Linked DNA regions of Homo sapiens: region 1 is linked to region 2. Evidence: read pairs that join two places in POLR2A ChIA-PET (ENCODE). Cell type or tissue: IMR-90. All regions are shown on one strand. Links, peaks and the distances in the headings refer to the core of each region. The heading gives the core; the rest is flanking DNA. Region 1 overlaps RAD51B-AS1 (RAD51B antisense RNA 1). Region 2 has its middle 31 kb from the start of ZFP36L1.

Region 1 (6,729 bases), core at 2,150-4,649, 190 kb after region 2:
GCCACCATGCCCAGCTAATTTTTGTATTTTTAGTAGAGACGTGGTTTCACCATGTTGGCCAGGCTGGTCTCGAACTCCTGACCTCAAATGATCCACCCACCTCAGCCTCCCTATGTGTTGAGATGACACGTGTGAGCCACCACGCCCAGCCTTAAATATGGTATCCGATTGACTAGTGAACACTTATCTGAATGTCCTGTCAAAGGCTGAATTGTGTCTCCTGTTCTCTGGAATCAGAGGGTGTCTACTGGCAGTGATCACCCAAAGCTGACTCTGTCTACCCCAGTCGGGCCTCCCCTTCTTCAGACAAAGTACAGTGGATCCATGACATGGATGTTTGGTGACAATCAGCATTAGCTTCACTTTTAAACAGTCCATGGAAAAAAGCACTCACGGCTGGAGGCCTCAATGGACAATTTTATTAGCAGGTGAAATGACTGCCATTAAATTAGTAGCAATTAAAACTGCTATCACTTAAAAAAAAAAATGCTGTGTCCTATGTGTTTTCCTCCCTGGGAGGGGAAAGGCAAGGAGAGGTAGCAAGATGATGGCTAGATCTCCACTTAGACTCAGAGCAAAGTTGTAAATTGCTCTTCTTCTCAAAGGGTCTCTCTCTAGCAGCCAGCTCAACTATGCCCATCAGAGTTTGTCCTTGCCCTAGGTTCTTAGTGTGGTCTGTCTAGATCTGCCCTATCTAATACAATAGCCACTAGCCCAGGGGCAACTGAGCATTTGAAATGTGGCTAGTCAGAATCAATATATACTCTGGATATTGAAGACTAAGTACAAAGAAGTGAAGGTGAAATACCTCACAAATAATTTTTATATTGGTAACAAGTTAAAATATTTTGGGGTTTAATAAAATATAGTATATATTAATTATATTAAATAACTATGATATAAATTAGATTTCAAATAAAATATATCCTTAAAATTAATTTCATCTGTTTATTTTTACAGATGTGTGGCTATCAGAAAATTTAAAATGACACGTGTAGCTTGCATTTGTGGCTTGCATTACATTTCTATTGAAAATCGCTGAGTTAGCATCACATCTCTGGTTTTTAAACATAGTTTAAAGCAGTTCCATTTGGCTCACTAGAAATTTTACACAGAGCACCCTCCACTATATAAAGCAGGTAAAAGTGGAGTTGCCCAGGTTGAAGGGGGTGGATATTTGCAGGAAAAGGAAGTTGGGGGTGCATGGCATGGGGCTGAGGAGCCCCATCCATTAGCAGGAGACTGTTAGGCTCATCTATTATTGGATCGGATCACCCATTCATTTGAAATTGAGGGGGGGATACTCAGAGGCCCCCATTCAATCACCCTAAGTGGAATCTGATCATTATCTTGGGATAAACATTCCAAATGGAAGGTGAGTGCTGGAAGATAAGGAAGATAAGGAAACCATATGGCCCTGTCACCGGAGGCTCCCAGAGTCTTATTTTTGAAAGGATTAATGCATCCAAAGGGGGATCATCATAGTTCCATTTCTTGAGGCAGGCCCCAGAGCCTCGTTTATGGATGTGAACTGTCCCAGTCAGAAAGGACTAGGATTCAGGATGCATTCCTCTACCCTCTACCTTTTCCTCCTCCCTCATACTCTGTCCATCTCCCTTCACACCAAAGCCCCCCAAGCTGGTGTAAATGAATCCCCAATCTCTAAACTGTACTCAGCATCCCAGGCCTACGGAGTTGGGGTCCTGGATCTCCTTCTCCCTTGATCTAGCACCATTTCCAGAGGCTCCACCTCCGTCTCACCCCCACCCCATTACTGGCTGACTAGTGGTGGCCGCCAAGGTGGTATACGGGGGAGAGGCATTTTCCAGGCAGGGGTGGGAGGGTTTCGGTGGCTCTGTAGGGACTGTGGAGCCAGTGGCAGGCTGAGAATCCCAGCCACTGGGGGAGGGCAGGTAATATGAGCCCTGGAGAAAGGGATCTGGGGCTAAGGGGAGTGGGAGGCAAAGGCGACGGGCTTTTGAGCACGTTCTCTCCTCCCCACATCACAAGGCACTTCATCCTTCATTCCTCTGGCATTGCCGTTCTTGCACAGCTGTTCTCTGACCCACAACTGGAGACTGTTGAAGGCATTCGGTTTAGGTACAAAAATGGATGCTCTAAGCAGAGGAGGTGACTTTGGGATGGTGTACTAGTAATCATTGATAACAGTAATAATACAAAGAATAACCAGTATGTATTGAGGGCTCATTCTGTGCGAGTGCTTACCTTGATTACCTTGTTGAATCCTCAGTAACTCTACGAGGTAGGTGCCATTTTACCCAGGAGGAAACTGAGGCTCAGAGAGGCTAAGTAACTTGCCCAAGTTTGCACAGTTAGGAAGAGCTGATGGCAGGAGTCCAACTCAAGAGGCTGTACCTTGGAGCCCAGATTCTTGATGCAGACAGGAGGCCAGAACTTGCTTATTCCTGTCAAACTTCAGCAGTCTTGGTCAGTGACAAGCAACTGGAAGACAGTTGCCAAACTCTCTCTGTGCACATTTTGGATGGGCCCAAGGTAACTTGGGCAGTTGCTTCTGGCTACCACCCAAGTGAGCCTGAGCTGTGGTCTCATACCTCACTTGCTGGAACAATCCAAGCCCACTGTTGTCCAAACAGCCCTGGCCAAAAAGAGGCCACTCCCTTACCTCTGTCCTCCAGGACGGTCACATCTTAGGGCGAGGTAGGAACAACAATGGGTGTGTGTGGGTGGGGGTAGCCCCACGAGCTCCAGCCCACAGGCTTCCCTGCTTCAGGATCGCCCTGGCTGGTGGCCTGGGTTTCGGGCTTTTCTGTGCTCTGAGCACATCTAAACATTTGGAGAAAAACAAGAAAGCGAACAATAGACTCTTGTGGGCTGGAGAACAGAGCTAACTTCCCCCAGGGACTAGAGCACTGTTCATAAACTGCCCCAGCTGCACTCTCACGGTCAGGATGTCACTGGAGCCTTGCTGAATTACAGCCTTGTCCTCTCCAGGGGTGGGCTGCGGACTCCTGTTATACATCGTGGGGGGAATGCGAATGCAGTGGGGGAGCCAGCCGTTTGGGGGAAGGCGTATTCTCCTGCTTGAATTTTAAGAAATCACATAAAAAATATGCATCCGAGCCTTGGCGTTGTAGCTCTGCCAAGTCATCCCCTGACAGACATGTCCCGATCACAGCTGTTTGCCTCACAGGAAAAGAATCAGGTTTCTGTCAAGTGGACTCTGGGCACAGCCCCAGAGAGTTTCATGGGGTCCCAAGGACCTGGAGAGTCTGTGGAACTAACTTGTGTGGAGAGCAGTTTAGCCAGGAGGCAATGGCATTGGTGTCCTCAAAAAGAGGCCCAGGGCTGGGTGTGGTGGCTCATGCCTATAATCCCAGCACTTCAGCACTTTGGGAGGCCAAGACAGGAGGATCACTTGAGCCCATGTGTTCAAGACCAGCCTGGGCAAGATGGTGAGAACCCCTCTCTCCAAAAAAAAAAAAAAAAAAAAAAAAAAAAAAAGAAAAAGAAAAAGAAAAAAGAAAAAATTAGCTGGGCATGGTGGTGTGTGCTTACAGTACCAGCTACTCAGGAGGCTGGGGTGGGAGGATCACTTGAGCCTGGGTGGTCAAGGCTGCAGTGAGCTGTGATCGTACCACTGCACTCCAGCCTGGGCAACAGAGCAAGGCCCTGACTGTAAAACATAAAGACCCACTGGTCATTGCGCTGAGTAGGGTGGGCATGGTGGGCCAACGGTGGGTTTGTTGGAGCTGGCTCCCCTCAGGCTTTTTGGACAGTTGCTTCCCATCGTCACAGCCAAGGGCAGCAGGGGCATGGTGTGTTAGGTCAAGAATAAGTTGGTGAGTGGACGGGTGCAAAACAGAGCTCAGACACCCTCCTCATTCACAGCTGGCCTGGCGGGGCCAACCAGGCCCCATAAGGCTAAATCCCTCGATCCGGAGCTCCCGGCCTCCATCCCCAGGACCCTAGACAACTTGTGAGGGATGTCCCCGTCTGGATGGCATCCCTGGAAAAGGCTGCAGTGTTTCTAAAGAGGCTGTTCAGACATCACATCACAGTCCCAGACGGCCGAGCGGCTCCTGTGCTCACTTGGCCGCTCTCCCTGAGAAACACTTTGGATCAGAGAGTGCTTCTAGGTTGTTTTTCCCTGAAGAAGTGGTAAGAATTCAGCGAGCACCCCACAGCTGAAGGAAAAGTCAGTGGCTTTACTTACTGAAAGTATCAGTAAAGAACCTCCCGGAGGATGTGAAGCTCCAGACACTAGATGGGCAAGAAGGCTCCAGATGAGGGGGCCTCGGAGGCAAAGAAAGCGGAATTTAGAAACAAATGGTTTGGCTTCTGGAGAAGAAAGAAAGAGTTTCTTGGTGTCTCAGAGGTTTAAAATGGCTGTGCTAGGTCATGCCTGGCGCATGATGCAAAGGCAAAGGTCAACAGTGTTTTGCTGAAGAGGTCTTCCTGAGAACGCAGCATTCCTTCCTGGCCTGCTTCACTCAGTAAACCCTCACTGAGGGCTCCTGGGATGCAGAGGATCGAAAGATGAACAAGAAATCTCATCTTCAAACTCTCCCAGGCCAGCCAGTGATGGTTATACAGTGTGGACAGAGCAAGAATATGAGGTGGATGGCCAGCACGCAGCGCACACACAGACACTGGAGCCTGGGGAGGCAGGAGCCTGAGCGGCGTCTTCAAGGGTGAGCCAGAGCTGGCCAGGCAGCCAAGGAGGTAGGACAGACACTCCCAGCAGAGGGAACAGACCGTGCAAAGGCTGCCAGTGACAGCATGGCCCCCAGGGAGAGCTGGGACAGTGGTAAAGGGACGAGTGCCCAAAGAGGAAAAGGTGCACCTTATACTCTTTGCTTTTAACTCCCTAAATTTTCTATATGCCGGGCACATGGGAGATTCAAAACCTTGTGGCATGAGGGCCTCTCTTGAGTCAAGTTCCATCCATTCTAGCACATTAACTAAAGGCCTGTCCCCGGCTTCCGAGCTGTAGTGACTCCCCAAGGGATCAATCTCCAGGCCACTCCCTCCTCCCATACCCTAATACTGTCCTGAAAACCCTCTGGTCCACCATGCCAGGGGCAAGCAGTACACTTGCATGTTATGAGGGACGGTTCTGTTCCCAGGAAGTGAAACAATATTATCACTGTATTTTCCTGATTTCTGGTCTCACAGTGTCTTCCCAACCCAGTCCTGGAAAACTGCTATTAAATCAATGCAGCTTTAGAATTGAGGGAATCCAGTATATCCCAACTACACCCGCCTTTTAGACACAGTCTTTGACCATATACGTCCAGAATTTCATATATGCTCCCTAATTGTATTCATTTTTTTTTAACAATTGGACACATAGTTGACAGGCTTAACTCCAGTGAGCATTTGATTGAGGCTACATAATCCCACTTTCAGCGTGCCTAATGATTTCCATCTTTGCCTCAATTATATGAGCTCTGTGAGACCTGCCCTTCTTATCATGAGAATCAGCACTTCATTTTTCCATTTCCACTTATTATTATAAAATAATAGGGCCAAAATGCCAGAAAATATTCAAATACTTGCACAAACACTGCTGAACAGTCCAAAGGTGACGCTGTTGAAATGGAGTTGTTGGCCAGCAGGCAGTATTACCACGTGATGGCTTTGAAATGTTCCTTCATCTGCCAGCCTGGGAGAGCTTGAAACCAGGGGTTGGTTCAAGGGGTTGGAATGGTGGTGGTGGTATGGGTCAATGTAGAACATACGAAAAAAAGGATGTGCCCGTAGAAGTTACCGGCCGAAGGTTGTCTGGAACGATCCCACCCTCTGAAGCTCAGGGGAGTATAAACCCTGGCACCTCCTGCCCAGATGGGCAGGCACTGCTATAGGATGAGGCTGCTGGTGAAGGTTTCTCTCCAAGCAGCTAGTATCGCATCACAAATGTGCTGAAGTAAACCTTCCAATGTCTCCAAGTCCGGAGGTGCATGGGGGGTGGGGTAGGGACGGCCATGCTATTTTATAGCTGGGGAGATTCTGCATACTCATCAGGGAAGGAGGTCAAGTTCTAGGTCACACCTTCCCAGATGTGGCTCCAGGCTGACCTGCTGCAGGGGGACTAGTGGGGGAGAAAGAGCGGGCTGCTGTCATCTACAGAGATAGGGGGTTCACTGGCCAACAGAGTGGTGAAAGGACAGTTAGTGTTGCTTGAAGAAATTCCTCCGGAGGCTCAAGAGTGCCTGGAAACAAACACCCAGGATTTCTCTGCCACTTAGCAACCCAGGCAATGGAACGTGACTTACGTCTCTAAGCTTGTGAGCACAGTCCTGGCAAACTCGGCATTCCTAGGGGCTGTACTGAGAAGAGACTCCCTCTCCTCAAAGCTACCTGAATACCAAAAACCTTTTTCCAAAGCTTCTTACTGTGGAGTCAGAATCCTCCCTGACGTGATAAGAATTTTGTGAGAAGTGGTAGGAAACCTGGTCTTTTAGTTCATGACTAGCATGTTAGAAGGGACCAAACCTGGTCATAGGGACAGGAGGCTTGGCCTCCAGGCTCGCCTCTGCCCTGTCTTTCTGAATGGCTCTGGACAAGTTCCTTCATTTGCAAAGTTAGACTGTTGGTCTATGGTGGATTAGCTTTAATACTCAAGTATTAGAGTATTGGTGAAATGTAACAATATGTGAAATGTGAAAATTATAAAGTATGATTAAAAATAAATATCTTAGGACGTATGTATGCTTTTTGCAGCTGGGGAATGTAAGTCCGACCCTG
Region 2 (6,729 bases), core at 1,431-3,930:
CCAGGCTGGTCTCGAACTCCTGACATCAGGTGATAACACCCGCCTTGGCCTCCCAAAGTGCTGGGATTACAGGAGTGAGCCACCGCGCCCGGCCAAATGTCCCCACTTTCATTTCTGATTTCAGTAATTTGAGGCTTCTCTCTCTCTTTTATTAGTCCATCTAGCTAAAGGTTTTTCAATTTTGTTGATCATTTCAAAAAACAAACTTTTTGTTTCGCTGGTTTATCTCTATTGTTTTTCTTTTTCTTTTTCTGAAATGGGGTCTTGCTCTGTTGCCCAGGCTGGGGTGCAGTGGCATGATCTTGGCTCCCTGCAACTTCTGCTTCCCAGGCTCAAGCGATCCGCCCATTTCAGCCTCCTGAGTAGCTGGGACTACAGGCACACACCGCCATGCCCAGCTAATTTTTTGTATTTTTGGTAGAGGTGGGGTTTTGCCATGTTGCCCATGCTGGTCTTGAACTCCTGAGCTCAAGTGATCTGCCTGCCTTGGCCTCCCAGAGTGCTGGGATTACAGGCATGAATAACTGTGCCCAGCCTTTTCTATTGTGTTTCTATTCTCAGTTTCATTTGTTGCTAATATTTATTTTGACTACCACGACTGGCCTCCAGTTATATTTCTGTTATTGATTTTTAACTTCATCCTGTTGTGGTCCGAGGAGATACTTTATATGACAGTTATCTTTTTAAATTTATTTAAATATTGGGTTGTTTGGTTTTCTCTTTATACTTCCTCAAGTTGTAAAGTTAGGTTGTTGATTTGAAATCTTTCTTGTTTTTTAATGTAAACACTTACAGCTATAAATTTCCACCTTAGCACTGCTTTTATTGTATGTCATACATTTTGCTATGTTGTGTTACTTATAGCTATAAATTTTCTCCTTAGCGCTGCTTTTGTTGTATCTCATACATTTTGCTTTGTTGTGTTTTCATTTTCTTTTATTTCTAGGTATTTTCTGGTTTCCTTTGTGATGTCTTCTTTGATCCATTGGTTAAGAGTGCATTGTTTTTTCACAAATTTGTGAATTTTCCAGTTGTATTTCCTTTTCTTTTCTTTTTTTGTAGACAGGGTCTCACTCTGTCGCCCAGACTGGAGTGCAGTGGTGTGATCACAGCTCACTGCAGCCCCAACCTTCCCAGGCTCAGATGATCTTCCCACCTCAGCCTCTAAGAGTAGCTGGGACTACAGGTGTGCGCCACCATGCCTGGCTATTTTTTATTTATTATTATTATTATTATTATTATTATTATTTTGTAGAGATGGGGTTTCAGCATGTTGCCCAGGCTGTTCTCGAATTCTGGGCTCAAGTGATCTGCCCACCTCCGAGGCCTCCCAAATTGCTGGGATTACAGGCGTGAGCCACCACGACCGGCCTTCAGTTATATTTCTGTTATTGATTTTTTAACTTCATCCTGTTGTGGTCCAAGGAGATACTTTATATGACAGTTATCTTTTTAAATTTATTGAGACTTCATTTGGGTTTGGTCCCATGGGGCTTGTGTAGCTGCAGGGCTGGAAGTTAAGTGGACAGCTACCTTTGGAGTTACATATTGGATGGGGCTAATACTTCCTCCCTCACAGGGCTGGTGTGACGTGCAAATAAGATAACACAGGTGAAAGGCCTTTGTAAAGTATAACAAGATAAGGAAAAGTTTATCATTGATCCTTTTTACCACAGAGAGGAGGAAGAGCCATTTCCCTGCTTTCTCCTCAACAGTGCAGTCTCTCTTGGGAGCAGGAGACAGGAGAGAAAAAGCTACGCTTTTGGTTGGAAATAGCCTCTTGTTAAAATCTGAGCAGTTAAAGTCGAGTGCCTAAACACCAGCACAAGTTTGCCATCACAGCTGAGTTGAAAAACCCAAGTTCTGTATCTTTTTCATTTGTATTTTTTGTTTGTTTTATTTTGTTTTTATTTGAGGCAGAGTCTTGCTTTGTTGCCCAGGCTGGAGTGCAGCGGTGCAATCTCGGCTCACTGCAACCTCTGGCTCGTGGGTTCAAGCTATTCTCATGCCTCAGCCTCCCAAGTAGCTGAGATTACAGGCGCCTGCCAGCATGCCTGGCTAATTTTTGTGTTTTTAGCAGAGACGGGGTTTCACCATGTTGACCAGGCTGATCTCAAACTCCTGGCCTCAAGTGATGCACCCGCCTCGGCCTCCCAAAGTGCTGGGATTACAGGCGTGAGCCACCGTGCCTGGCCACCCCTTTTTCATTTGTGAACTAGAAATAGTAACACCTACCTCATGGGTCATTGTGAGGATTAAGATAACTTTTACTCTTGTTGGTGTTGTCATCACTAATATTTGAAGAAAGCCATGCTAAAGGGCTGTATATGTTGTTCTTCCATCTTGCAATGACCTTCTGATGTAGATCTATCACTTCCTTTTTTCTTTTGAAAAAATTGAGGGTTAGTTGCACAACGCTTCCAGACCCTGTAGGAAGGAGACTGGGATTGTCCCTGTGCTCCTAGGCGAGCTGTCTTTGGGAAGTGGGGCTCTATGCAACCCGTGCCGGGAGAGGCCACTAGAGGGCACTCGCCTGCTCCTCATGGCCTGTGCTGGACCGGAAGGTGTCCAGCCCTAAACACACCCCCTCGGACAGCCGCTGTGCCGCATGCCCAAAGTGACCTCTATGGCATTTTCCAGGATGGAGCGTAGTCTCCAGGACCACATGTGGGAATATGGGGCTAATAGGCCTGCTCAATTTGTTCTCAGAACAGGGTGGTGAAAACATTTGCCCTGCTCAGGTTCCTGGGACTCTGTGCAGAAAGGTGAGGGAGGATGGTGCTGTCTGTCCCCTTCAAGGATTCCTCCAGGACAGGCAGCTCATGCAAGACCTGAGTGCACAGGGGAGGGCACCAAGGTGTTGAGCAGTTTCCTGTGCACCCCACCCCCTCCAGGAGGCCCTTCATACCCTCTGTTAGCTCACTGTATGTCATGACAAGCCCCCACTCCCGAAGTGGGCAGTGGGTACAAACTCACTGCTGGGGAGGGGCTGTGCCTGACCAGGCATGGCTCTGGGGTCCCCTCTTGGCTTCCTCTGACCCCAAGTTGAGCAGCATCTGGGACTTGTTCTCCAGAAGCACGCTGGCCAGCACCTGCCCCTGGCTTACTCCAGTCTTCCTTGGAGAGCTGGCTGAGGGCTGGATGGGAGAGTTCCCCTGTGTGCCCTTTAACTCATGGAGTTGCCCTTGACTTGGTCCAGTTACTTTCCCCTTGTGCCTCATGGAAGGTGTTGGTGGGCTATAGATCCCTATGTTTCCCTGCCTGCAGCCCCAAGATCCACAGCCCCTTTTTGCCAAGTTATCCTGACTCCTGGGTCCAGTCCAGCCTGCCCCTTACCCCATTGGCCTTCCCTGTCCATGGCAGTGACCCCTTGCTGAGTCACATCCGCACCACCTTGCACCCACCCCCTTGGGCAAACAGGGCCCGGGCAGTGACCCCCAGGGCCCAACAGCCAGTGCAAAGGAGTTCTGCCCTGGCCAGGCCTACTTGCCTTTCCAGGACAGCAGTTGGGGCCTCTTGGCCACCCACCCCCACCTCCACCTTGGGCAGAACCAATGGATCTCTTTTTCTTCTTTTCCTCCCAGCAGGGGTGGGCAGATCGATACGTGGCCCAGGTTCCTCTTAAGCAATGGAGCTCCCAAAGCCCTGTAGATGATTGACCTGGCCAGCCCATTACTTGGTCATGGAATGTGTGTGTGCCTGGCAAGCAGAAGCCCTGTGGCCTCCAGAGTCCCTTTCTGGGTAGGGTTCTTTCCAGGGGGGGAGACCACCTGGGGGCTATTATTCATGGTAAGCCAGATCCCAGTGGGCCACCCAATTTCTCAAAAGCCCCATTCCCTCTTCACTCCCAGAGGCCATTTGACAGAGCAGCGATTGCTCCTCTCTCTAGGTCAACCCTTTAACCACCGCAACATTCATTTACTAGTCTGCATGTCCACTGACTGCTCAACCACTCACTCACCCATGCGCGCTTATACACTCACTTGCCCTCCCACTCATCCCCATATCCTCTCACATATCCCCTTACCTGTCCACTCCCTCCCTCATCCCAGTGAATACCTGAACATCTGAGGTGCCAGCCTGGTGCTAGGCACAGCCAGCAGAAAAGCTCTAAGCAGTTGTCAAGGGCAAAGCCTTTGGAATCAGAAGGATGTGAATCCTGACTGTACTGTTTCCTGGCCACCTAGCTATGGGCACATTTCTCCAATCTGTGAGCCTTAGTTTCTTCATCTGTAAAACAGGGACCTCATGCACCTTCCTTTCAGGGAGGCTGTAAAGATCGGCTTTAGGATTAATGCATGCAAAGTGCTTCAACCAGAGCCCAGAGAACACAGCTGTGGTCACCGGGCCTCTCAGCAGCCATGTCCTGGCCGTGGGGACTATAGTTGGCCCCATCTGACCCTGGGCTGACCCTGGGACAGGCAGGGGCCCATTCCTGCCCCTCAGCTAGGCTATGCTCCCTGGACAGGTGGTCCCCACCCCCAACCCTGGAATAGAGGGCAATAATCACCCAGCTTCCCATGCATCCCTTCCCTGGCTTTCTTTCCCTCAGGGCGCCCTGGGGTTTTCAGGTCAGCCAAGACACCTGGAGCAAGATCTAGCTTGCTCTCTCCCCTCTCTGCCAAGGAAGTTCTCTGTGACAGCAGCAGGGGGTGGGAACTGGTTGAGAGCATCTGACCCTCTGAGGGAGCATTTTCCTTCCCACATGAGGCCCTATGTGCCCAGGACCTGGTTAGCCCCCATCCTCTTCCCTTCCACCCAGAGCCCCAGTGCAGACTGTTCCCTCCAGCTCATCTGGGAGTTCCCTGGGGCAGGAGGTGCACCCTGAATGCCAAAAGGTGGGCTTAGCTGTGGGGTCAGCTAGGGCAGGGGAAAAGAGAGGGACTGGAGCACGGCTGGGGCAGGGGCTCCGTGTGAAGGGATTTCCTTCATTTCCCCTAGACAGGCAGCCATGTGAGGTTCACAGGGGAGCGTTGTGGGCCCCTTGGCTTTTATTAGGGGATGTGTAGAAATGTGGGTGTGGACCTTTGAGTGGCTCACACCAGAATGCAAATTTTCTACACACTGGCCTGGTGACCTTGGATAAGTCACTGGTAAAATCTTAGTGGTTTAAGAAATACACGTGACATACTCAGCATGCACTGACACCCAGGAAGTGCTGTGTTATAAGGGGATGGCCCTGGGGCCAGTGGCTTTGTACCAGCCTGGGTAAGTCCCTGGCCATTCAACTCAGCCAGCAGGGGAAGGGCTGTAGGGAGCCCTTCCCCTCCCCTTGGCCGGTCCTTGGTGGCACTTTCAGTGGCCATGTCCTTGCTGGATAATGCTTCTTTCATCCTGGATGGGGTGCAGGTGGGGGTGGCAGTTAAGAAGTCCCAACTCCCCAGGCTCATGTTTTCAGCCTGACTTACTGAGTAGACCTGCCTTGGTGAGGATGAGGTGGGATGGGGTGAGCGGTAGGGGTGCATAACTGTCTGGAGGTGAGCTCGGCTGTGGACATGTGAGCACACACACACTGTCTCATATATTCCAGCTGCAGCTGCCCGTGGGTTAGGGCCCTGCCTCTGGTCTCCTTGCCCCTGGCAAGGTGGTCATTATTAGTTTCCTTCTCAGTTTGCTCTATTTTAAGCTTCTAGAGGACAGGAACATGTTTGTTTTGTTTTTAAAATGTTATATCCTTATTGCTCAGTAGAGTAACTGGCACTGAATGAGTGAGATGGAAGAATAATTGGACACTAGGCAGTCAGTGTCAGAACAGGGTGTGTGGACAGTGCACACTGAGTCTCAACTGGCCATCAAGTGGGCCAAGGTGGGCATCCCCAGGCAGGCATTCTAGGGTCCTGTGTATTGCCATATCTGTGCCCTCCACCTAAGGCTGGACGTTGGTAGGGGCCCTTATGTCATGGCCTTCTTGATGTGACAGCCCTGCTTTCCTGAGGCCAGGGATCCCCGGTGTGGGCTGTGTCAGGCGCTGCCAGCGGGGAACTCCCCAGGCTCAGTGCTGGTGCTTGTTCTCCGGAGCACCCCTCTGTCCTGCCCCTGGCCCCAGCACCCAGTTTCTGTTCTGGGGTGGCTCATCCTCATCAGAAAGGGAGCTCCTTGGAGGCCTCGTGGTGCCTGGCTGGTATACAGTGGGTGCTCAGTACATGCCTGCCATCTGAGTGGTCCACTTGCTGGACGGGGCTGGCCATGTTGCCTAGGGAAGCTGGCTGGGAACAGCGTTCCCAACCCGGCCTGCCACCAGGCTGGCCCCCAGGGTTGAGCACCTCCCAGCTGTCACAACCCAGTTGTGAGAAACGGTTCAACCCCCGGGAGTGCTATGGTCTGTGGTTGGCCAGGGGCTGGAATTCCCCCAAGGAGGCGGCCCCTGCGGCCACGCTATGGTCTTGCCTGGATCAGGGTGACTGGGAGGCCAGAGCACCCTCGCCTGTGAACCTGCGCTGAGAAGTGAACCTGCGCTGAGAAGTGAACCTCAGAAGGGGTCAGGTCACCACTCAGGGACCAGCATGCCCCCAGGGGCAGCCTCCTCCCAGACGGCAGTGCCAGGATGGGGCCATCTGGGGAGCAGGCTTGCACGGACCATGTCTCTCCGGTGTGGACTCAAGCTGGGAGTCTCAGCGCCTCGGGACTGTTTCCTCATCTGTAAGATGGGAGTGCTTACAGACAATGGAACATTATTTAGCCATAGACCAAGGTGTAATAACAATACATGTTACAACCTGGATAAACCTC

The links. Peaks named below come from ENCODE experiments on the same cell type or tissue, not always from the same donor. Only the 100,000 strongest peaks of a DNase experiment are listed, where the experiment ranks them.
Region 1: POLR2A ChIA-PET joins it to region 2 with 14 read pairs; 7 of 35 experiments call an interaction of 5 or more read pairs at or near these places.

Annotation. Positions count from the first base shown.
Region 1 is chr14:68,629,723-68,636,451 of GRCh38, reverse strand. It overlaps RAD51B-AS1 (RAD51B antisense RNA 1), which reads left to right. Exons shown (of 4, transcript XR_007064220.1): 4 at 1-684. It also overlaps a transcript of RAD51B not described here. Among named protein-coding and RNA genes, the nearest start is that of RAD51B-AS1, 52 kb to the left of the region's middle. In IMR-90, for the core only: no CTCF peak of the experiment used is centred there; no DNase peak of the experiment used is centred there; H3K27ac peaks cover 1,108 bases.
Region 2 is chr14:68,820,827-68,827,555 of GRCh38, reverse strand. No RefSeq gene overlaps it. Among named protein-coding and RNA genes, the nearest start is that of ZFP36L1, 31 kb to the right of the region's middle. RefSeq lists enhancers at 2,421-2,470, 2,350-2,644, 2,641-2,840, 4,277-4,376, 4,957-5,016 and 1 more. In IMR-90, for the core only: a CTCF peak has its summit at 2,514 (motif pointing right); a DNase peak (open chromatin) is centred at 2,525.